2 separate regions of the Homo sapiens genome follow, and region 1 is linked to region 2. A link is a loop called in an ENCODE intact Hi-C map of the cell type or tissue named here. Cell type or tissue: ascending aorta. All regions are shown on one strand. Links, peaks and the distances in the headings refer to the core of each region. The heading gives the core; the rest is flanking DNA. Region 1 overlaps GALNT11 (polypeptide N-acetylgalactosaminyltransferase 11). Region 2 holds the start of ACTR3B (actin related protein 3B).

Region 1 (11,556 bases), core at 7,075-9,574, 730 kb after region 2:
CGTGATGGCCTTGACGCAATGCTGGAAGGTTGTCGGTTTACCGGAATGAGGGCAAGGAACACCTGACCCACCCAGAGTGGAAAACCACTTAAGGCATTCTTAAACCACAAACAATAGCATAAGCGATCTGGGCCTTAAGGACATACTTATGCTGCAGGTAAGCAGCCAGAGCCCATTCCTTTATTTCTGCCCATCCCTTTATTTCCCATAAGGAATACTTATAGTAAATCTTATGACTGGCTTGCTGTCAATAAATATGTGGGTAAATCTCTGTTCATGGCTCTCAGCTCTGAAGGCTGTGAGGCCCCTGATTTCCCATTCCACACTCTATATTTCTGTGTGTGTGTCTTTAATTCCTCTAGCGCCGCTGGGTAAGGGTCTCCATGACCCAGCTGGTCTCGGCAGTGAATGATCTCTGCAATGAAAACTATAAAATACTGATAAAAGAAATTGAAGAAGACGGGCTGGGCACAGTGGCTCAGACCTGTAATCCAAGCACTTTGGGAGGCTGAGGCAGGCAGCTCACCTGAGGTCAGGAGTTCGAGACCAGCCTGACCAACATGGAGAGACCCCCATCTCTACTAAAATTACAAAAATTAGCCGGGTGTGGTGGTGGGCAACTGTAATCCCAGCTCCTCAGGAGGCTGAGGCAGGAGAATCATGCGAACCCAGGAGGTGGAGGTTGCAGTGAGCCAAGATCACAGCAGTGCACTCCAACCTGGGTGACAAAGCAAGACTCTCTCAAAAGGAAGGAAAAAAAAAATTGAAGACATGCACGCACAAAAAGAAAGATGTTCCACATTCACCAACTGGAAGAATCAATACTGTTAAAATGTCCACACCACCCAAAGCAACCTACAGATTCGATGCAATCCCTATCAAAATACCAATGAACCAAAGACATTCTTCACAGAAATAGAAAAAAAAAATCCTAAAACTTATATGGAATAACAAAAGACCCAGAATAGCCTATGCTATCTGAGCAAAAACAACAGAACTGAAGGAATGACATTACTTGACTTCACATTATCTAACCCCAAATTACAACTTCAAATTATACTAAAGAGCTATAGTAACCAAAATAGCATGGCACCAGCATAAAAACAGACACACAGACCAATGAAACAGAATGGAGAACCCAGAAACAAATCCATACATCTACAGCGAACTCATTTTTGACAGAAGTGCCAAGAACATACATTGGGAAAAGGAGAGTCTCTTCAATAAATGGTGCTGCGAAAACTCGATATACATATGCAGAAGAATGAAACTAGATCCCTATCTCTCACTATACACAAAAATCAAATTGAAATGAATTAAAGACTTAAGACCTCAAGCTATGAAACTACTAAAAGAAAACACTGGAGAAAATCTCCAGAACATTGAACTAGGCAGAGATTTCTGGAGTAATACCCCACCACAGCATACATGGACAAATGGTATCACATCAAGTTAAAAAGCTTCTGTACAACAAAGGAACAACAAAGTGAAGAGAAACCTAGAGACCAGGAGAAAGTATTTGCAAACTATCCATCTGGCAAGGGATGAATAACCAGAATACATAAGAAACTCAAACAATGCTATAGGAAAAAAATCTAATAATCCTATTAAAAAATGAGCAAAGGTCTGAATAGACATTTCTCAAAATAAGACATACAAATAGCAAACAGGTGTATGAAAAGGTGATCAACATCACTGATCAGAGAAATGCAAAACAAAACTACAAGGAGATATCATCTCACCCCAGTTAAAATGGCTTATATCCAAAAGACAGGCAATAATGAATGATGGTGAGGATGTGGAGAAAAGGGAATCCTCATACACCATTGGTGGGAATGTAAATTAGTACAAGCACTATGGAGACCAGTTTGGAGGATCCCCAAAAACTAAAAATAGAGCTACCACGTGACTCAGCAATCCCACTCATAGTATATACCCAAAAGAAAGGAAATCAGTATACCAAAGAGGTCTGCAGTCTCATGTTTCCTGCAGCACTGTTCACAATAGCCAAGATATGGAAGCAACCTAAATGTCCATCAACAAATGAATGGATAAAGAAAACATGGTACATATACACAATGGAGTACTATTCAGCCATAAAAAAAGAATGAGATCCCATCATTTGCAACAACAGGGATAGAACTGGAGGTCATTATGTTAAGTAAAATAAGCCAGGTACACAGAATGACAAACTTTGCCTGTTGTCACTTATTTGTGGAAGCTAAAAATTAAAACAATTGAACTCACGGAGAGAGAGACTAGATAATGGTTACCAGAGGCTGAGAAGGGAGTGAGGGGAGAGACAGTTAATGTATACAAAAATATAGTTAAATAGAATGCATAAGATCTAGTATTTGATAGCACAACAGCATGACTACAGTCAACAAAACTTTATTGCACATTTTAAAGTAACTTTAAAAGAGTATCATTGGGTTGTGAAAGATTCTCCCCCAAGCCTGAAAGCTTAAGGGAATGAATACTTCCTCCCTCTTCAAGCCCAGTCCAAATGCGCAAGGACAGTTGCGCCAGCAGCATGCATCAGCAAGTTAGCAGAAGCAAGAAGAGAGCTGGGCAGAAGACACCCCCTGAAGATCAAGAGGGAGGCCAGCGGGCACTACGCAGCAGCCACATCAGACTGGGACAATTCCTGCTTATAGAGGACTGTAAAACCCCTTCCCCATCCTCACTTGGGGCTGACGCTATTGCCAAGCAGTGAGTACCATCTGACCCCTTTCACTTGCTATTCTGTCCTGTTTTCCCTTAGAATTCGGTGGCTAAATACCAGGCACCTGTCGGCCAGTTAAAAGTGACTAGCGGCCAGTTAAAACTGACTAGCACAGCCGCTGGACTAAAGACACGGGTGTCAGGCTTTCCGGGATAGGGCTCTCTAACAACCCCTGACTCTTCGGAGTTGGGAGTGTTGGTTTGCCTGGAACCAGCTTTCCGCTTTTCCTGTACTTCCGGGCTGAGCCGAGGGTCGACAGAGAGGAAAGCCATTCAGCTCCGGGGTCCTGACAACAAGTTGGTTGACCCTGTGGCCATGAGCAGAACTCTCGAAGTCATGTTGCCCAAGCGAGACTCGCCCATCTATCCTACCTATCCTGACCCTTGCCTCCTGGGTCCTAATGCTTGTCAGAAAAACTTTCTCTTGCCTCTCTTCTCTGAGGCTAGTCCCGCTTCTGGAAACCACTCCCTGTCTCTGGTGCTTTTCTAGTTTCTCCTGTAAGAATCATTTCTAGTATAAACTCCAGGACTCTGTTAACCTTCTTTAGGCACCCGGGCTCACCAATTAGAAAGACATAATTTTTGCCCAAAGCCCCATCAGGGTGGGGGACTGTCTTATCCGGAATTTTAGGATCCCTCCTCAGACTAGCAGGCCTAACAAAAGCTATTCCAGAAGCTAGGATACGGGGAGCTTCAGAAATGACATTCTTGTATTCATATAAGTGCGGACAAAAAGGCATCACTCTTCCAACTCTGGAGATCCCTCCCCTCCCTCAGGATATGGCCCTCCACTTCATTTTTGGGGCATAACATCTTTACAGGAGGGGTAAAGTCCCAATACTAACTGGAGAATGCTTAGGACCCTAACAGGTTTTCGAGAATGCATCAGTAAGGGCCACTAAATCCAATTTTTCTCGGTCCTCTTTGTGGTCTAGGAGGACAGGCAAGGGTGCAGATTTTTGAGAATGCATTGGTAAGGGCCACTAAATCCGACCTTCCTCGGTCCTCCTTGTGGTCTAGGAGGAAAACTAGTGTTTCTGCTGCTGCGTCAGTGAGTGCAACTATTCCCATCCGCAGGGTCCAGGGACCGACCGTTGTGGGTTCTTGGGCAAGAGGTGTTTCTGCTGCTGCATCGGTGAGTGCAACTATTCCGATCAGCAGGGTTCAGGGACCATTGTGGGTTCTTGGGCAGGGGGAGAAACAAACAAACCAAAACTGCGGGCGGTTTTGTCTTTCAGATGGGAAACAATCAGGCATCAACAGGCTCACCCTTGAAATGCATCCTAAGCCACTGGGACCAATTTGACCCGCAAACCCTGAAAAAGAGGTGGCTCATTTTTACCGCACTATGGCCTGGCCCCCATATTCTCTCTCTGATGGGGAAAAATGGCCACCTGAGGGAAGTATAAATTACAATACTATCCTGAAGCTTGACCTTTTCTGTAAGAGGGAAGGCAAATGGAGTGAAACACCTTATGTCCAAGCTTTCTTTTCATTGAAGGAGAATACACAACTATGCAAAGTTTGCAATTTACATCCCATAGGAGGACCTCTCAGCTTACCCCCATATCCTATCCTCCCTATAGCTACCCTTCCTATTAATGATAAGCCTCCTCTAATCTCCCCTGCCCAGAAGGAAATAAGCAAAGAAATCTCCAAAGAACCACAAAAACCCCTGGGCTATCGGTTATGTCCCCTTCAAGTTGTAGGGAGAGGGAATTTGACCCAACTAGGGTACATGTCCCTTTCTCCCTCTCTGATTTAAAGCAGATCAAGGCAGACCTGGGTAAGTTTTCAGATGATCCTGATAGGTACACAGATGTCCTACATGGTCTAGGGCAAACCTTCGATGTCACTTGGAGAGATGTCATGCTACTGTTAGATCAAACCCAGGCCTTTAATGAAAAGAATGCGGCTTTAGCTGCAGCCTGAGAGTTTGGAGATACCTGGTACCTTAGTCAAGTAAATGGCAGAATGACAGCTGAAGAAAGGGACAAATTCCCTACTGGTAAGCAAGCCATCCCCAGTATGGATCCCCACTGGGACCTTGACTCAGATCATGGGGACTGGAGTCGTAAACATCTGTTGACCTGTGTTCTAGAAGGACTAAGGAGAATTAGGAAAAAGCCCATGAATTATTCAATGATGTCTACCATAACTCAAGGAAAGGAAGAAAATCCTTCTGCCTTCCTTAAGTGGCTACAGGAGGCCTTAAGAAAATGTACTCCCCTGTCACCAGACTCACTTGAGAGTCAATTGATTGTAAAATATAAGTTTGTTACCCAATCAGCCGTGGATATCAGGAGAAAGCTCCAAAAGCAAGCCCTGGGCCCTGAACAAAATCTGGAGGCATTATTAAACCTGGCAACCTTGGTGTTCTATAATAGGGACCAAGAGGAACAGGCCCAAAAGGAAAAGCGAGATCAGAGAAAGGCTGCAGCCTTAGTCATGGCCCTCAGACAAACAAACCTTTGGTGGTTCAGAAAGGACAGAAAATGGAGCAGGCCAATCACCCGGTAGGGCTTGTTATCAGTGTGGTTTACAAAGACATTTTAAAAAAGATTGTCCAACGAGAAACAAGCCACCCCCTCATCCATGTCCGCTATGCCGAGGCAATCACTGGAAGGCGCACTGCCCCGGAGGACAAAGGTTCTCTGGGTCAGAAGCCCCCAACCAGATGATCCAACAACAGGACTTGAGGGTGCCTCGGGCAAGCGCCAGCTCATGTCATCACCCTCACTGAGCCCCGGGTACATTTAACCATTGAAGGCCAGGAAATTGACTTCCTCCTGGACACTGGCGTGGCCTTCTCAGTGTTAATCTCCTGTCCCGGACGACTGTCCTCAAGGTCCATTACCATCCGAGGAATCCTGGGACAGCCTGTAACCAGGTATTTCTCCCACCTTCTCAGTTGTAATTGGGAGACTTTGCTCTTTTCACACACCTTTCTTGTCACGCCTGAAAGTCCCACACCCTTATTAGGGAGGGATATGTTAGCCAAAGCTGGAGCTATTATCTACATGAATATGGGGAACAAGTTACCCATTTGGTGTCACCTACTTGAGGAAGGAATCTACCTTGAAGTCTGGGCATTGGAAGGACAATTTGGAAGGGCAAAAAATGCCTGCCCAGTCCAAATCAGGTTAAAAGATCCCACCACATTTCCTTATCAAAGGCAATATCCCTTAAGGCCTGAAGCTCATAAAGGATTACAGGATATTGTTAAACATGTAAAAGCTCAAGGCTTAGTAAAGAAATGCAGCAGTCCCTGCAACACCCCAATTCTAGGAGTACAAAAACCGAACGGTCAGTGGAGTCTAGTGCAAGATCTTAGACTCATCAGTGAGGCAGTAATTCCTCTATATCCAGTTGTACCCAACCCCTATACCCTGCTCTCTCAAATACCAGAGGAAGCAGAATGGTTCCCTGTTCTGGACCTCAAGGATGCCTTCTTCTGTATTCCCCTGCACTATGACTCCCATGACTCCCAGTTTCTCTTTGCCTTTGAGGATCCCACAGACCACACATCCCAACTTATATGGACCGTCTTGCCCCAAGGGTTTAGGGATAGCCCTCATCTGTTTGGTCAGGCACTGGCCCAAGATCTAGGCCACTTCTCAAGTCCAGGCACTCTGGTCCTTCAGTATGTGGATGATTTACTTTTGGCTACCAGTTCGGAAGCCTCATGCCAGCAGGCTACTCTAGATCTCTTGAATTTTCTAGCTAATCAAGGGTACAAGGCATCTAGGTCAAAGGCCCAGCTTTGCCTACAGCAGGTCAAATATCTAGGCCTAATCTTAGCCAGAGGGACCAGGACCCTTGGCAAGGAACGAATACAGCCTATACTGGCTTATCCTCACCCTAAGACTTTAAAACAGTTGTGGGGGTTCCTTCAAATCACCGCTTTTGCCAACTATGGATCCCCAGATAGAGCAAGATAGCCAGGCCCCTCTATACTCTAATCAAGGAGACCCAGAGGGCAAATACTCATCTAGTAGAATGGGAACCAGAGGCAGAAACAGCCTTCAAAACCTTAAAGCAGGCCCTAGTACAAGCTCCAGCTTTAAGCCTTCCCACAGGACAAAACTTCTCTTTATACATCACAGAGAGAGCAGGGATAGCTCTTGGAGTCCTTACTCAGACTCGTGTCTGACAACTGGTGGCACACCTAGGTAAGGAAATTGATGTAGTAGCAAAAGGCTGGCCTCACTGTTTAAGGGTAGTTGCAGCAGTACCCATCCTAGTGTCAGAGGCTATCAAAATAATACAAGGAAAGGATCTCACTGTCTGGACTACTCATGATGTAAATGGCATAGTAAGTGCCAAAGGGAGTTTATGGCTATCAGACAACCACCTACTTAGATACCAGGCACTACTCCTTGAGGGACCGGTGCTTCAAATACATACATGCGTGGCCCTCAACCCTGCCACTTTTCTCCCAGAGGATGGGGAACCAATCGAGCATGACTGCCAACAAATTATAGTCCAGACTTATGCTGCCTGAGATGACCTCTTATAAGTCCCCTTAGCTAATCCTGACCTTAATCTATATACCAACAGAAGTTCATTTGTGGAGAATGGGATACGAAGGGCAGGTTATGCCATAGTTAGTGACGTAACCGTACTTGAAAGTAAGCCTCCTCCCCCAAGGACCAGCACCCAGTCAGGAGAACTAGTGGCACTTACCTGAGCCTTAGAACTGGGAAAGGGAAAAAGAATAAATGTGTATACAGGTAGCAAGTATGCTTATCTAATCCTACATGCCTGTGCTGCAATATGGAAAGAAAGGGAGTTTCTAACCTCTGGGGGAACCCCCATTAAATACCACAAGGAAACCATGGAGTTATTGCATGCAGTGCAAAAACCCAAGGAGGTGGCAGTCTTACACTGCCAAAGCCATCAAAACGGGAAGGAGAGGGGAGAACAGCAGCATAAGTGGCTGGCAGAGGAAGGGAAAGACCAGCAGAAAGGAAAGAGAGAAAGAAACAGAAAATCAGAGAGAGACACAGAGAGAGGAAGTGAGAGACAAAGGAGTCAGAGAGAAAGAAAGAGACAAAGTCAAAGAGACAGAGACAAAGAGAGAGTCAGAGAGAGAGACATAGAAAGGCAAAGAGAGAGAGGAAGAGACAGACAAAGAGGGACTCAGAGAGACAAAGAAGTCATCAAAGAGAAAGAGAGATAGAAGTAGTAAAGAAAAAACAGTGTACCCTATTGTGGGCGGCAAGCCACCCAGGTGCCGAGGCAAGAGACTGAGGGCACGAGCTGTTCCAGTATAAAATATATAAAATAAGAAGTTATACTAAATATAGATCATAGAGATGATTATATATGAATATCATTAATCATTAGTTTGTAGCAATTACTCTTTATTCCAATATTATAATAATCTTCACTCTACAATCATAACCTAGGAAAAACCAGGCCATACAGGGATAGGAGCTGAGGGGACATAGTGAGAAGTGACCAGAAGACAAGAGTTGAGGCTTCTGTTATGCTCGGACAGGGCCACCAGAGGGCTCCTTGGTCTAGTGGTAACACCAGCGTCCCGTGATCTAGCGGTAGCATCAGTGTCAAGGAAAAACACCCGCTACTTAGCAGACCAGGAAAGGGAGTCTCCCTTTCCCCGTGGGAGTTTACAGAAGACTCTACTCCTCTACCTCTTGTCTTTTCTTTTATCTCTGTCTTGTGTCTTTATTTCTACACTCTCTCGTCTCCGCACACGGGGAAAAAACCCACCGACCCTGTGGGGCTGGACCCTACACCCTATTCCTTTAAAAGCCACAGTAAAGTTAAAACCTATAACTGATAATTGAAGGCCTTCTCTGTAACTCTGTAACACTCCAATACCACCTTGTTGTCAGTGTAAACAAGGGCGTAGCCCAAAAGCACTGAGGCCACTGACAACCCATAGCCTTCCTATCAAAAATCCTTAACCCAGCAGGTTTCCTAACAGGGGATCTAAATCTTAACTAACTACCATACAAAGGTCCGACCAGATCTAGGAGGAACTCCCTTCAGGACAGGACCATAGATGGTTCCTCCTGGGTGATTAAGGAAAAAAGACACAAGGGGTATTCAGTAAATGATAAGGGAACTGTAGAAGCAGAGTTAGGAAAACTGCCTAATAATTGGTTTGCTCAAATGTGCGAGCTGTTTGCACTCAGCCAAACCTTAAAGTACTTACAGAATCAGGAAGGAGCCATCTATATCAATTCTAAGTTAATATGGACTGAACGAGGTCTTATTAATAGCAAAGAATAATTGAAATCCCAAACTTACAAGGTTTTCAACAAAAGTAAAGTTTGCTAAAAGTTAACAGTGTAAACATATATTATTCTAACTTCTAATCTTGTGGAAATCAGACCCTATCAGTACCCCTCAAAGCTCAAGTCCGTCAGTGCAGAGCCATACAACTAATACCCCTACCTATAGGGTTAGAAATGGCCACTGCTACAGGAACTGGAATAGCCAGTTTACCTACTTCATTATCCTACTACCACACTCTCAAAGGATTTCTCAAGAGAGTTTGCAAGAAATAACAAAATCTATCCAGTAAGGATAGTAACTACAATTCCAAATAGACTCTTTGGCAGCAATGACTCTCCAAAACCACCGAGGCCTAGACCTCCTCACTGCTGAGAAAGGAGGACTCTGCACCTTCTTAGGGGAAGAGTGTTGTTTTTACACTAACCAGTCAGGGATAGTATGAGATGCCACCCAACATTTATAGGAAAAGGCTTCTGAAATCAGACGCCTTTCAAACTCTTACACCAACCTCTGGAGTTGGACAACATGGCTTCTCCCCTTTCTAGGTCCTGTGGCAGCCATCTTGCTATTACTTGCCTTCGGGCCCTGTATTTTTAACCTCCTTTTCAAATTTGTTTCCTCTAGAATTGAGACCATCAAGCTACAGATGGTCTTACAAATGGAACTCCAAATGAGCTCAACTAAACTTCTACCAGGACCCCTGGACCAACCTGCTGGCCCTTTCACTGGCCTAAAGAGTTCCCCTCTGGAGGACACTACAATTGCAGGGCCCCTTCTTCACCCCTATCCAGCAGGAAGTAGCTACAGCAGTCATTGGCCAAATTCCCAACAGCAGTTGGGGTGTCCTGTTTAGAGGGGGGGGATTGAGAGGTGAAGCTGGCTGTGCTTCTGGGTCGGGTGGGGACTTGGAGAACTACTCTGTCTAAAGGATTGTAAATGCACCAATCAGGGCTCTGTGTCTAGCTAAAGGTTTGTAAACACACCAATCAGTGCTCTGTGTCTAGCTAATCGGGTAGGGGACTTGGAGAACTTTTCAGTCTAGCTAAAGGATTGTAAATGCACCAATCAGTGCTCTGTGACTAGCTAACTGGGTAGCAGACTTGGAGAACTTTTCTGTCTAGCTAAAGGATTGTAAATGCACCAATCAGCGCTCTGTGTCTAGCTAAAGGTTTGTAAACGCACCAATCAGCACTCTGTAAAAACCGACCAATTAGCACTCTGTAAAACAGACCAATCAGCACTCTGTAAAACAGAGCAATCAGCACTCTAAAATGGACTAATCAGCTCTCTGTAAAATGGACCAATCAGCAGGATGTGGGTGGGGCCAAATAAGGGAATAAAAGCAGGCCACTGGAGCCAGCAGCGGCAACCTGCTCGGGTCCCCTTCCATGCTGTGGAAGCTTTGCTCTTTCATTCTTTGCAATAAATCTTGCTGCTGCTCACTCTTTGGGTCTGCACTAACTTTATGAGCTGTAACACTGACTGTGAAGGTCTGTGGCTTCACTCCTGAAGTCAGTGAGACCACAAACCTACTGCGAGGAACAAACAACTCTCGACATGCCACCTTTAAGACCTGTAACACTCACTGCGAAGGTCTGCAGGTTGACTCCTGAAGTCAGTGAGCTCATGAACCCACTGGGAGGAAAAAACAACTCCAGACGTGCCACCTTTAAGAGCTGTAACACTCACTGCAAAGGTCTGCGGCTTCATCCCTGAAGTCAGCAAGACCACGAACCCACCAGAAGGAAGAAACTCTGGACACATCTGAACATCAGAAGGAACAAACTCTCGACATACCATCTTTAAGAACTGTAACACTCACCGCGACAGTCCGTGGCTTCATTCTTGAAGTCAGCGAGACCAAGAATCCACTGGAAGGAACCAATTCCGGACACATTTACGCAGCAGCCACGTCAGACTGGGACACTTCCTGCTTACAGAGGACTATAAAACCCCTTCCTCACTTGGGGCTGATGCTATTATAAAACCCATTCCTCACTTGGGGCTGATGCCATTTAGGCATAAACCCGTCTGCACCCAGGCGCTTATTAAAACAGCATGTTGCTCCACACCGCCTCATGTCGTGGGGGTTGTTGGTGCGTCATCGGGGTTCAAACCAATACAAGAGCCTTGCAGGTTGTTTGTAGCACTAACAAAGGATAAATGCTTGAGAAGATGGATACCCTGCTTATCCTGATGTGATTATGCATTCTATGCCATATCAAATATCTCATGTACCTATAAATACATATGCCTACTATGTACCCACAAAAATTAAAAATAAATTTTTTTGAGATGGAGTCTCGCTCTGTCACCCAGGATGGAGTGCAGTGGCGTGATCTCGGCTCACTGCAAGCTCTGCCTCCTCGATTCACGCCATTCTCCTGCCTCAGCCTCCCAAGTAGCTGGGATTACAGGCGCCTGCCACCACGCCCGGCTTATTTTTTGTATTTTTAGTAGAGACGGGATTTCACCGTGTTAGCCAGGATGGTCTTGATCTCCTGACCTCGTGATCCGCTCGCCTTGGCCTTCCAAAGTGCTGGGATTACAGGCGTGAGCCACCGC
Region 2 (11,556 bases), core at 5,926-8,425:
CACATCTATAATCCCAGCACTTTGGGAGGCCGAGGCAGGTGGATCACCTGAGGTCAGGAGTTTGAGATCAGCCTGACCAATATGGTAAAACCCCCTTCTCTACTAAAAATACAAAAATTAGCCCGATGTGGTGGCATGCACCTGTAGTCCCAGCTACTCGGGAGGCTGCAGCAGGAGAATCGCTTGAACCCAGGAGGTGGAGGTTGCACTGAGTGGAGACTGTGCCGCCGCACTCTAGCATGGGCAACAGAGTGAGACTCTGTCTCAAAAAAACAGAAAAGAAAAAGAAGAAAAGAAACCACCATGTAATCTGGGAATGAAAAAAACCTTTCTTAACTATGACTCAAAATCTAGAAACAATAAAGAAAAGATGAATAAATCCGATTGCCTAAAGAAAACAAACTTTGCATGGTAAAAGACAAATGATAAATAGGGGAAATATATTTGCAACGTATATCATTAAGGGTTAATATTCTCTATGTGCAGAAGAAAGTTAATGGGCCTGAGACTGCTGTCTCTTAGAAAGTCCTGCTTGGAGGAATGGCCTTTAATTGGTATCTAGGATCTTGGAGTTCAGGCGTTCCCACCATTCCCTAAATGCTAAAAGTAGTTCACTGCTCCTAGAGTGGCAAACAACGTGGTTTATGCCAATGCCTTGCTTTCCTTCTGGGACTCTGGAATTCCGGCACGTGCTATGCACAGGGTGCCTGCATGACAAGTCCCCAGTGAAAACCTTGGGCCCTGTGTCTCTGAGGAGCTTCCCTGGTACGGAGCATTGCACACGTGTTGTCACAGCCTGATGCTGGAGGAATTAACTGCATCCTGCACGGCTGCACTGGGTGAGGACTCGGGAAGCTTGCCCCGGTTTCCTCTAGGCTCCACCCCACATCTTTTCCCTTGGCTGTTTTTGCTTTGTACATTTTCACCGTAGTCCTGATTCCTCCTAGCAAGTCACTGGAACTGGGAGTGGTCTGCGGAACCCCTGAACAGACCTTAATACATGAAGAGCTTCTAAAAATGAAGAAGCAAAAGACCAAAACCCCAGAGAAAAGTTAGAGAAATGAAGAGACCGAAAAAAATAAATGCGAAGATTATCATAATCATGAAAGTGGGTTGTTAAAATATGAAGTTCAGCCTTCTCTCGTGCTCACAATCTCACCCACTCTTGCCCTTCCTTCTTCCGCCATGGGATGACACAGCACGCAGGGCCTCATTAGATGCTGGCACCATGCTCTAAGACTCTGCAGCCTCCAGAACTGTGAGCCAAATAAACTTTTTTTTTTCTTTTTTTAAGGTGTGCACTTTTACTGAACTGGTCTCAAGTCAGTGTACAGGTATGCCCTGGATGCCTCCACACTTCCACCCACTCCCAGGGAGACCAAAAGCCTTCATACATCTCAAGGTAGGGACAAAAATGGGGACCATGATAGCTGATTATTCAAAATAAAACAAAAAGTATTAAGGTGAAGATTTTTTTAAATGTTGCATTACATAATTTACATGAAAGCAATCCTGTAACCTCCCCTTTGTGGACTCAGGAGAGAACTGGGCCGTTCTCCTGAGAGAAGTGGGGTGGCTTTTGGGAGGGCAAGGGACTTCCTGTAACAATGCATCTCACAATATGTGGAATGACTATTTAAAAAAAAAAAAAAAAAGCCAGGCGCAGTGGCTCATGGCTGTAATCTCAGCACTTTGGGAGGCCCAGGCAGGCAGATCACCTGAGGTCAGGAGTTCAAGACTGGCCTGACCAACATGGAGAAACCCCGTCTCTATTAAAAATACAAAATTAGCCGGGCATAGTGGCGCATGCCTGTAATCCCAGCTACTTGGGAGGCTGAGGCAGGAGAATCACTTGAACCCGGGAGGCGGAGGTTGTGGTGAGCCAAGATCGCGCCATTCTACTCCAGCCTGAACAATGAAAGCAAAACTCTGTCTCCGGAAAAAAAAAAAAAAAAAAAAAAGGGCCAGGGTAAGACCCAGTCTCAAAACAAAAATAAAAATAAATAAGTAAAATAAAGAACAATGTACAATCAAGGTCCTCGGCCACACTGTAGAACTTTGGAGGATGCTCACTCCAACTAACTGCTGTCACCTTCACCATTCTATTCTTTTCTTTATAAATTACCCGGTGTGTGGTATTCTGTTACAGCAACACAAAACAAAGACATTAAGATATCATTTATTCTAGGTTGGTAATTTTACAAATTGGCAATAGGCTCTATTGGTGAGTCTGTAAGACACAGGCATCCTCACACATTACTGGTGAGAATGCACACTAATGAGTGTAATTTGACACTGCCTAGCAAAATTACATATGCATTTGCCCTTTGACCCAGAAATCCCATTTCTAAAAATCTAAGCCACAGATACTCAGGCAAAAAATACAAAAAGATATCCTTGCTTTATTTTTTCTTTTTTTTTTTTTTTGAGATGGAGTCTCGCTGTTGCCAGGCTGGAGTGCAGTGGCGCGATCTCAGCTCACTGCAACCTCCGCCTCCTGGTTCAAGCGATCCTCCTGCCTCAGCCTCCTGAGTAGCTAGGACTACTAAAATTAGCCCACCAGTGTGCCCGGCTAATTTTTTTGTATTTCTTTTTTTTTTTAGTAGAGACGGGGTTTCACCGTGTTAGCCAGGATGGTCTCGATCTCCTGACCACGGGTCGTGATCCACATCCTCGGCCTCCCAAAGTGCTGGGACTACAGGTGTGAGCCACTGCGCCTGGCCAGAATGCTCAAAAAATGAAGACATGTCTAAAGAACATGGAAGGCCAGGTGCAGTGCCTCACTCCTGTAATCCCAACACCTTGGGAGGCAGAGGTGGGCAGATCACCTGAGGTTAGGAGTTCAAGACCAGCCTGGCCAACATGACAAAACCCCATCTCTACTAAAAATACAAAAAAACAGCCATGCGTGGTGGTGTACACCTATAATCCCAGCTACTCAGGAGGCTGGGGCAGGAGAATCGCTTGAACCCGGGAGGCAGAGGTTGTAGTGAGCTGAAGTCACACCACTGCACTTCAGCCTGGGCAACACAGCAAGACTCCGTCTCAAAAAATAAATAAATAAAAAATAAAGAACATGGGAGTCAGCCTGAATGAGCTTCACTTGGCAAAATCTGGGACAATTTAAGCAATAGATAACCCACTGACAACAATGAGGACGGCATAATGGATTATCATTCTTTGAACAGAACGACAACTCATACAGACAATAAACAAATGAGGCCTATGGATAAGTTCTTCCTTAAAATAAAATGTTAACTAATAAATGGAGACAGAATAATAGAGTTCAAAAATCACCATTTTGCAACCATCACCATAATTAGTAATTCAGGCAAGAATCACCAATGGGCCAGGCACAGTGGCTCACGCCTGTAATCACAGCACTTTGGGAGGCCAAGGCGGGTGGATTGCTTGAGATCAGGATTCAAGACCAGCTTGGGCAACATGATGAAATCCCGTCTCTACCAAAAATACAAAAAGTTAGCCGGGCATGGTGGCTCATGCCTGTAATCCCAGCTACCCATGAGGCTGAAGCAGGAGAATTCCCTGAACCTGGGAGACAGAGGTTGCAGTGAGCAGAGATTGTGCCACTGCACTCCAGCCTAGGAAACAGAACAAGATTCTGTCAAAAAAAAAGAAAAAAACAAGAGTCACCAATGGATACTTAAACTAATGGATGAAAGTTTAAGAATAGAGTACTTACATAAAATATTCCCCCACAAATGACTTTTTTTTTTTTTTTTTTTTTTTTTTTTTTGAGATGGAGTCTCGCTCTGTCACCAGGCTGGAGTGCAGTGGCCCGATCTCGGCTCACTGCAACTTCCGCCTCTCGGATTCAAGTGATTCTCCTGAGCAGCCTCCAAAGCAGCTGGGACTACAGGCACGCACCACCACACCCAGCTAATTTTTGTATTTTTAGTAGAGACGGGGTTTCACCATGTTGGCCAGGTTGGTCTCGAACTCCTGCCCTCAGGTGATCCGCCCGCCTCGGCCTCCCAAAGTGCTGGGATTACAGGCATGAGCCACCGCGCCCAGCCAAATGACTTATTAATTACAAAGAAAAATAGTAACTGAACAGTGAAGAAACCTCGTGGACATCACCCTCTCCAAATGATCCAAGTGAACTTCATCAAGACTGAGGCGAGTCCCTATCTTAAGCCTTTCGATGGGATGCACTAAGAAGGATCAACAGGACTTCTGTGGTAGTCCTGACAAATATGCATATCCTGTATCTATCACAGAGAAACACTAGGTAACAACTGGCTGTCAAAAATGCCAACATCTTGAAAGACAAAAAAAGGTTAAGAAATTATTCCAGATTAAATTAGACTTAAAAGACATGACACCCACCAGATGCAATGTATGCCGCTGATGGGGAGGTCTTTCATGGGTGACATTCCATAAAAGACATGAATCCATACTGTATATAGGATACTACTGTATGTATGTTAAATTTTCTGATTTTGATGATTGGAATGTGATTCTAGAAGGGAAAATGTGTCCTCAGAAAGTACGCATTCAAGTATTTTGATATAAAAGGGTATGATCTCTGCAACTTACTCTCAAACAGTGCAGGAAAGTAATAATAATATGTATGGACATACAGAGAGTGACAAAGCAAATGTTAACAGTTGGTAAAACTGGAAGAAGAGTATACAGTAGTTTTTTGTTCTCTTCCAGCTTTCAGTAGATTTGAAATTATTTCAAAAAAAGTTGAAAAATGCAAAAGACTTCATTTGAAAAGTTTGGCTCAGAGAAGTGAGACCGGAGTTGTGAAATATTCTCTGAAAACTATGCAGCCTAGTCATCCCTTTAAATAGATGAAGCTTTATTTTTGGACTCAGCAGATCCCTTTGTCCATATTATCCTGGCCTCCAGCACATCACTGCTTACTCAGGTAGTCTCGGGGTTTACCTGAGGAGGATTCAAGGATACTGGGATGAAATTTATTTGTAAAAAATACTGTTTATCACACTGTCCAATAAATCATTAGTGCCCACTATGTATAGCTCAATGCTTTTACAATTTAGTACTACAAAAAAAGGCTTTTTTCACCCAAGAAACAGGTATTTCTCTTGATTTCTGATGACAGGAATTACATAACCATGACTCTTATGATGTTGTCAGACAGGAAGACTAAGGTCGAATGTGCGGACCAACTTCAGCAGCCACTGGGCTAAAGCTCAGGGTGACTTCCTAGGTCCGTTCTTTTCCTTTGGCTTGGTTATTTTTATCTGAATTTTACCACTTTTTGTCCTATTTTGAGGCAAAACTAAATCCAAAAATCATTTTGGCTCTCTGGGAAATGTAAGAACTACTGATGTGCTCAAGTTGGTAAATTCGGGCTCTTTCAGGCTCCTTCTGGCCATACACTCGATATGGGGAATTCATATGGAGATTCCCTGCCACCGTTTCTAAGTCTTGACACCAACTTCTGAAGCATGACTTTGGGCCACAAAACAATGATCTATAGAAGTTGAATCTCCAAGTTAGCCAAGTTACATTAATCACTTACCTCAAAAGGTCAAAACTGAGCACGACATTTTAGGTATTTATAGCAAGAAAGATGAGTAAGGTCCACGACTTACTAATCTTAAAGGTATGACAACTCTGTGAGCATTATTTTATTGCTACTACCAAGAATTCCTTTATATTTTAATAGTTCTGCAAGACTAAAACTACAAAGCAAAAATCTCACATGCAAATGTGGAAATGAAAAATACTTTCACCCACTGGTTTCACTCTTGACACAACCAGACCTGAGGGGACCTGAGGTGAACCCATTGGGGGAGGGCATGAGTTAAGGGTGTCAATAATTGAGGGAGGGGAGCTGTAGTATCGACAACGCTGATTTTGGCTTGTGTTTTAGGTAGAAAAGCAAGTTCTAAAATAAAGAGCTACAAAGCTTGATATGACGTGTATTTCAAAAAGAATTCACACAAGCAAAGAGGATTTTTCCAGTCCACAACCACTTCTGGTCGCTTCAGCAGCAAAAGGAAGGAACTAACAGTAGGAGATGGACTGTAGCAAACTAAAGAAGGCACCCCCACAAGGTTGTCAAGGAAACCAAACCAAGTGCATTTTTCTATAGAAAAGAATCAAGGGTAAGGTGAACATGCCATGTTACATTTTGTGGCAAAAATGATTAAAATCCCTTCTTGAAAAAAATCGCTAAGAGACCAAATTTACTTCCAGGCTATTTTACTAAGCACTACACCCATAACGCAGGCAGGCAAGCTTGTATTCCCAAACTACCAGCTACATGGATTCAGCAATCACCTTACTACAACCAGCTAACTTGGGTCACCGATACTTCAGGGCATTTCCTAAGATCTCTTTTTAATAGCTTAACGGCAACGAAAGAAGTGGTCACACTCAAAAAGTTAAAAACAAAAACCTCTACCACAATTCCACAAACATGCTCTCCCAAATTTAGGGTATTTTTCAAAATGGAGTCTTTTTAAACACATCATTTTTCAGCGAAAAGGCAAATCTATGCAAACCAAAGGGACAGCTTGGCCTGAGTGTGCCATTTCATACTGGAAAAGCGCAGGGAGGGCAGTAAAAATGGTATCAAGTTGGGAGATCGATGCTATTCTCTCCACAAGTAGGTGGTAAAGAATCCTCAGCCAGGAGGAATGACACGCACACGCGGGGACAGAACGAGGGCCAGTGCTGAGAACGCTGGAAGGCAGGGACACCGTTCACTAGGAGATGAGTGACGTTAAAGGATCTGCAGTGATGATCTGTGCCTCACGCTGGCGAATATTCCTAGGAGGGGAGATCCCGCGCTCCCGGTGTCCCTCAGGGTGTCCACCCCGGCGACGGCCGGAGCCGGGCTGCGGGTCCAGGGGCCCGGCCACGTGGGCGGGGGAGGCGAGGAGCGCCGGGCTCGCTCAGAGTGGGCACCGCGTCCCTACCCTCCGTGCTTTTCCTCTTGTGGCCCTTCCCGGCAGGGAAGAGGGGGTTTTACGACGTCAAGGCAAGGCTTGGAGGGAAGCGGCGGCCGGCGCCCCACCTGCCCAGGTGATCGCGGGGCTCAAGCCCGGGGCGACGGACGCAGCTCGACCTCCAGGCGAGGTGGACGCCAGGGGCCGGGAGCGGGGCCGCGGAGGAGCGGGGGTGGGCGCCGAGCTGCTCTTACCCGGTGCCACAGTCCACCACGCAGGGAGGCAGGGAGCCTGCCATGCTCGGGACGCGCGGCGCTCGGCCCCGCCGGCAGCCCGAGAGCGCCCCGTCGCCGTCCGCTCCGCCGCCCGCTAGCCCCGCGCGCAGCGTCTCCCGCGAGCCGCCGCAGCGCCGCTGCCGGGAGCCCGGATGCTCGGCGGCCGACACGTGACGTCACTCCCCGGTCGGCCAATCAGAACGCGCGCACGCCCCGCCTCCCCCAACACCCCCACCCCCACTCCGGCGCGCCATCTTTAGTGCTGGCAGCGAGGCTTCTTGGCCCCATACGTCCAACCTTGCTGCTGGAGAGATTGGGGTTTATTTTTAACTGACTTACATGAACGTGACCCCATTTCCGAGGCCTGGCGCCTTTCTCCTCCTGTAAGTCTTCGCTCGAATGTCACCTTGCGAGGGAAGTTGTTCCTGATCACCCTGACTATGTCCCCTACCGGTACTGTATCCTCTGTCTCAACAATCTGTTGGTTTCATTCCTAACCCTTAAAGCAAAGTGTTTATATTTTTATATTTATGTATTTGTTGTCTGCCTCCCCTACTGGACTATCAAATCTTCTAGGATAGGGCTTGAGTCTGTCTTAATCACTATTGATGAGCAGCAGGTGCTTAGCACAGTATTTGGTGTACCTGTGGAAGTGCCCAAATGTTTGTTGAATGACTGAGTAACCTTCCCCATATAATAAAAAAAAAAAAAAAAATTAGTTGGAATTGGCCGGGCGCGGTGGCTCACGCCTGTAATCCCAGCACTTTGGGAGGCTGAGGGTGGATCACAAGGTCAGGAGTTCCAGACCAGCCTGGCCAACATGGTGAAACCCCTTCTCTACTGAAAATACAAAAATTAGCCGGGCGTGGTGGCGGGTGCCTGTAATCCCAGCTGCTCCGGAGGCTGAGGCAGGAGAATCGCTTGAACCTGGGAGGCGGAGGTTGCAGTGAGCCAAGATCGCGCCATTGCACTCCAGCCTGGACAACAGGGCGAGAGTCTGTCTCAAAAAAACAACAAAAAAAATTAGTTGGAATTATTATACCTAACACGGCCTAAATTTTTCTAAGAAGAAAAATCTGCAAAACAAATGCTTGGCCAGCCTTAAGGAATGAATGGCCTTAGACTGAGTAAACCACACCAAGATCACTCCTGGAAAATGTTTTCAAGTGTCGAAGATGGGATGATCGCCCAAAAGTTCTTACTGAAACCAAAGAAGGCAAACACCACCTACTATATTATAAAGGTACTGAGAGTCCCACTTGCCACTTGCTTCCTGCTTCTTGCCCGATCGTAAATTCTTGATACTAATTTTTTAGGAGCTTTCTGGAAACATGTATTTTTTTGTTTTGTTTTGTTTTTTGAGATGAGTCTCACTCTGTCGCCCAGGCTGGAGTGCAGTGGCGCAATCTCGGCTCACTGCAACTCCGCCTCCCAGGTTCAAGCAATTCTCCTGCCTCAGCCTCCCAAGTAGCTGGGATTACAGGCACCCACTACCATGCCCGGTTAATTTTTTGTATTTTTAGTAGAGACAGGGTTTCATCATGCTGGCCAGACTGGTCTTGAGCTCCTGACCTCGTGATCTGCCTGCCTCAGCCTCCCAAAGTACTGGGATTACAGGCATGAGCCACCACGCCCAGCCAAGACATGTTGTTTTTACAGGTACTTAAAACATTGTGTTTTTTACCTAGAAGTAATAGATACGTTGACCACTCCTAGGTAACCCATCATCATTTCTTTTTTTTAACTCATAAGTACCCATTAAGGCCCAGACCTAGAGAATGTTCAGGAGAACTGAAGAGAGAAGCAAATGGGAGGAAAATAAAAAGGAGTAAGTGTGGAGGAATCCCAGTTTAGAAGCCCAAGGCTGGGGTTAAAGATTGGCTGGCTTGCTTTGTGTTTTGCCAAAGCCCTGCCTTGGTCCCTTTTCTTTTTCTTTTCTTATTGCTTGTTTCTTAGAGACAGGGTCTCACTATGTTGCCCAGGCTGGAGGGCAGCGACTATTCACAGGCATGGTCCCACTACTGATCTGCATGAGAGTTCTGATCGGCTCCATCTCTGACCTGGGCCAGTTCACCCTTCCTTAGGCAACCTGGTGGTTCCCCGCTCCTGGGAGGGTGCCATATTGATGCCAAACTTAGTGCAGATCCATCATTCTGGGTGGCACAGAACTCCTGGGCTCAAGGGACCCTTCCACCTCAGCCTCCCGAGTATCTGGGACTACAGGCAAGTACAACTGCTCCCAGCCCAGCTCCCATTTTTTTCACGGCCCTAGCCTAAACATAGATTAATTCTAAATTACAGACTGTTGACACTGCCATGTCTTTTATTTTATTCACTTAACAAACATATATCAAGCGCCTACTGTGAGTCAGGCTTTGTGTTAGACTGAGCATGCAGCAGTAAACAGGATGTTCAGAGTATCTGCCCACAAGAGTCCAGTGGGAGATAGCAACAGTAAACAGGCAATTACAATACAGTGTAGTCAATGCTAAGACAGGGCAAGTCCAGGGTGCCCAGAAAGCCATAGAGGGGCTGACTTGGGAATCAGTAGAAACTTCTCAAAGCAATGATATTGAAGCTGAAACCCAGAAGGTGGGCAGAGTAGCTAGGTGGAGGAGACTGTAGGGTGGAAGAGTGTTTCTGGGATGGAAAACATGCACAAAGCCCAGGAAGAAAGACCTCAAGGCTTGTATAGGACCCAGCTACTACACCAGGGAAGAAGTCTTTACAGGAATTTGGGACTGGCTAGTAATAAAGGGTGTGCGATTTCAGGGAGCATCTTCTCTGCATAGGACTCATTGGGATTGATGGCCATGGTCAGCAGCTGGTAGAAAACAAAAGATTTCCTGACCTCAGTGATTTCCTCTAGATACCACTAACCCTTGATATATCAAAGGTGTTTTGTAGGCAGATAACAGAAAACCTAACTAAAAGTGGCACAAGGAAAGAGCAAATTTGTTATCTCGCACAATAGGAAATCCAGTGACTCCAGGATAATTTGACCATTCGATGGCATCATCATGGGCCTGTACGTTCAGCTCTGCCAGGGCCCTGCGTGTTGTCGTTTGTCCTCAGCTTATCCCATGCAGTGTTGAGACGGCTGCAGCCCCTCCATGCACCAAAATCATGATGGACAAAAACAGTGGAAGAAATGCCCCATCCTGATGCCCTTTCTCAAAGGCAGTGGGAGGAAATGTTTCCGGAAGTTCCCAGCTGCTTCTCTTCTTGTGTCATTAATCAGCTCTTTTTCTATTCTTTTTCTGGGGTGGCCATGACAAAGTAGAACAAACTGGGTGGCTTCAACAAGAGATATTTATGCTCTCACAGTTCTGGAGGCCAGAAGGCCAAATGCAGGTGTCAGCAAAGCCATGTTCTCTCGAAGACTCTAGGGGAGGATCTGTTCCATACCCAGCTTCTGATGGCTGCTGGCAACCCTTGGCATTCCTTGGCTTGTAGGTGCATCACTCCAATCTCTGCCTCCATCATCACGTAGCATTCTCCCTGTGTCTGCATCTTCACATGGCATTCTCCTTATAAGGACGCCAGTCATATTGGATTAGTGCCCACCCTAATGACCTCATCTCAACTTAATTACATTTGCAAATATCCCGTTTCCAAATATCACATTCACCAGAGCCAAAGGTTAGGATTTCAGCATGTTTCTGTAGAGACACAGTTCAATCCATAATTCCAACCTGTGCCAAAAGCAGTCACTGGATGGTTTATTCATATTCATACATACATAGCATTGCCAGCATCGAATGGTGTTTATTCCAAGTTCATTTGAGAGTGGTGCTGGGATGAGGCAAGACTCAGAATAGTAATTATGAAATAGTCACACCTGATATACTGAACTGACTTAGATTATTGAAGAAGACCCCCTTGGGCTGGAGAGGGGCCTCATCTCCTCTGAAATATATGGCTGCTAATACCTGACTGAAATTGGGTTTGATCAACAAGAAGAGGAATGGCCATTGTGTGAAGACACAGCACTGTCTTGTGAGAACACAAGAAGGTGGCTGTCTGCGAGCCAAGAGGAGAAGCCTCACCAGAACCCAACTCTGCTGGCACCCCGATCTCAGACTTCTAGCCTCCAGAACTGAAAAAAATAAATTTCTGTTGTTTAAGCCACCCCGTCAATGGTATTTTGTCATGTCAGCCTGAACAGTCTAAGACAATTCTCTGTGTATTCTTCTGTGTTATTCTTCTTAGACTGTTAACTCCTATACATCAGAAACTGATTGCATCCATTTTGACAGTGCCTAGGGCAAAACACCCACAGAGGTATAAACCTCATACTCTATAAGAAGCACTTCGTGGGGCGTGGTGGCTCACACCTGTAATCTCAGCACTTTGGGAGGCCGAGGCGGGTGGATCACCTAAGGTCGGGA

The links. A loop is a pair of places that touch in the nucleus more often than their neighbours do. Peaks named below come from ENCODE experiments on the same cell type or tissue, not always from the same donor. Only the 100,000 strongest peaks of a DNase experiment are listed, where the experiment ranks them.
Region 1: a loop joins it to region 2, with 5 times the contacts of the local background. A loop is called at or near these places in 9 of 110 quality-filtered maps.

Annotation. Positions count from the first base shown.
Region 1 is chr7:152,026,976-152,038,531 of GRCh38, reverse strand. All of the region lies in intron 1 of GALNT11 (polypeptide N-acetylgalactosaminyltransferase 11), which reads right to left. Among named protein-coding and RNA genes, the nearest start is that of GALNT11, 7.1 kb to the right of the region's middle. RefSeq lists an enhancer at 1-70. In ascending aorta, for the core only: a CTCF peak has its summit at 8,230 (motif pointing right); a DNase peak (open chromatin) is centred at 8,251.
Region 2 is chr7:152,755,515-152,767,070 of GRCh38, reverse strand. ACTR3B (actin related protein 3B) reads right to left here and starts at 7,319. Exons shown (of 12, transcript NM_020445.6): 1 at 7,145-7,319. The coding sequence starts at 7,188. It also overlaps the pseudogene RN7SL845P. RefSeq lists enhancers at 6,468-6,517, 7,518-7,677 and silencers at 6,693-6,987, 6,748-7,267. In ascending aorta, for the core only: no CTCF peak of the experiment used is centred there; DNase peaks (open chromatin) are centred at 6,790 and 7,360; H3K4me3 peaks cover 2,055 bases; H3K27ac peaks cover 1,493 bases.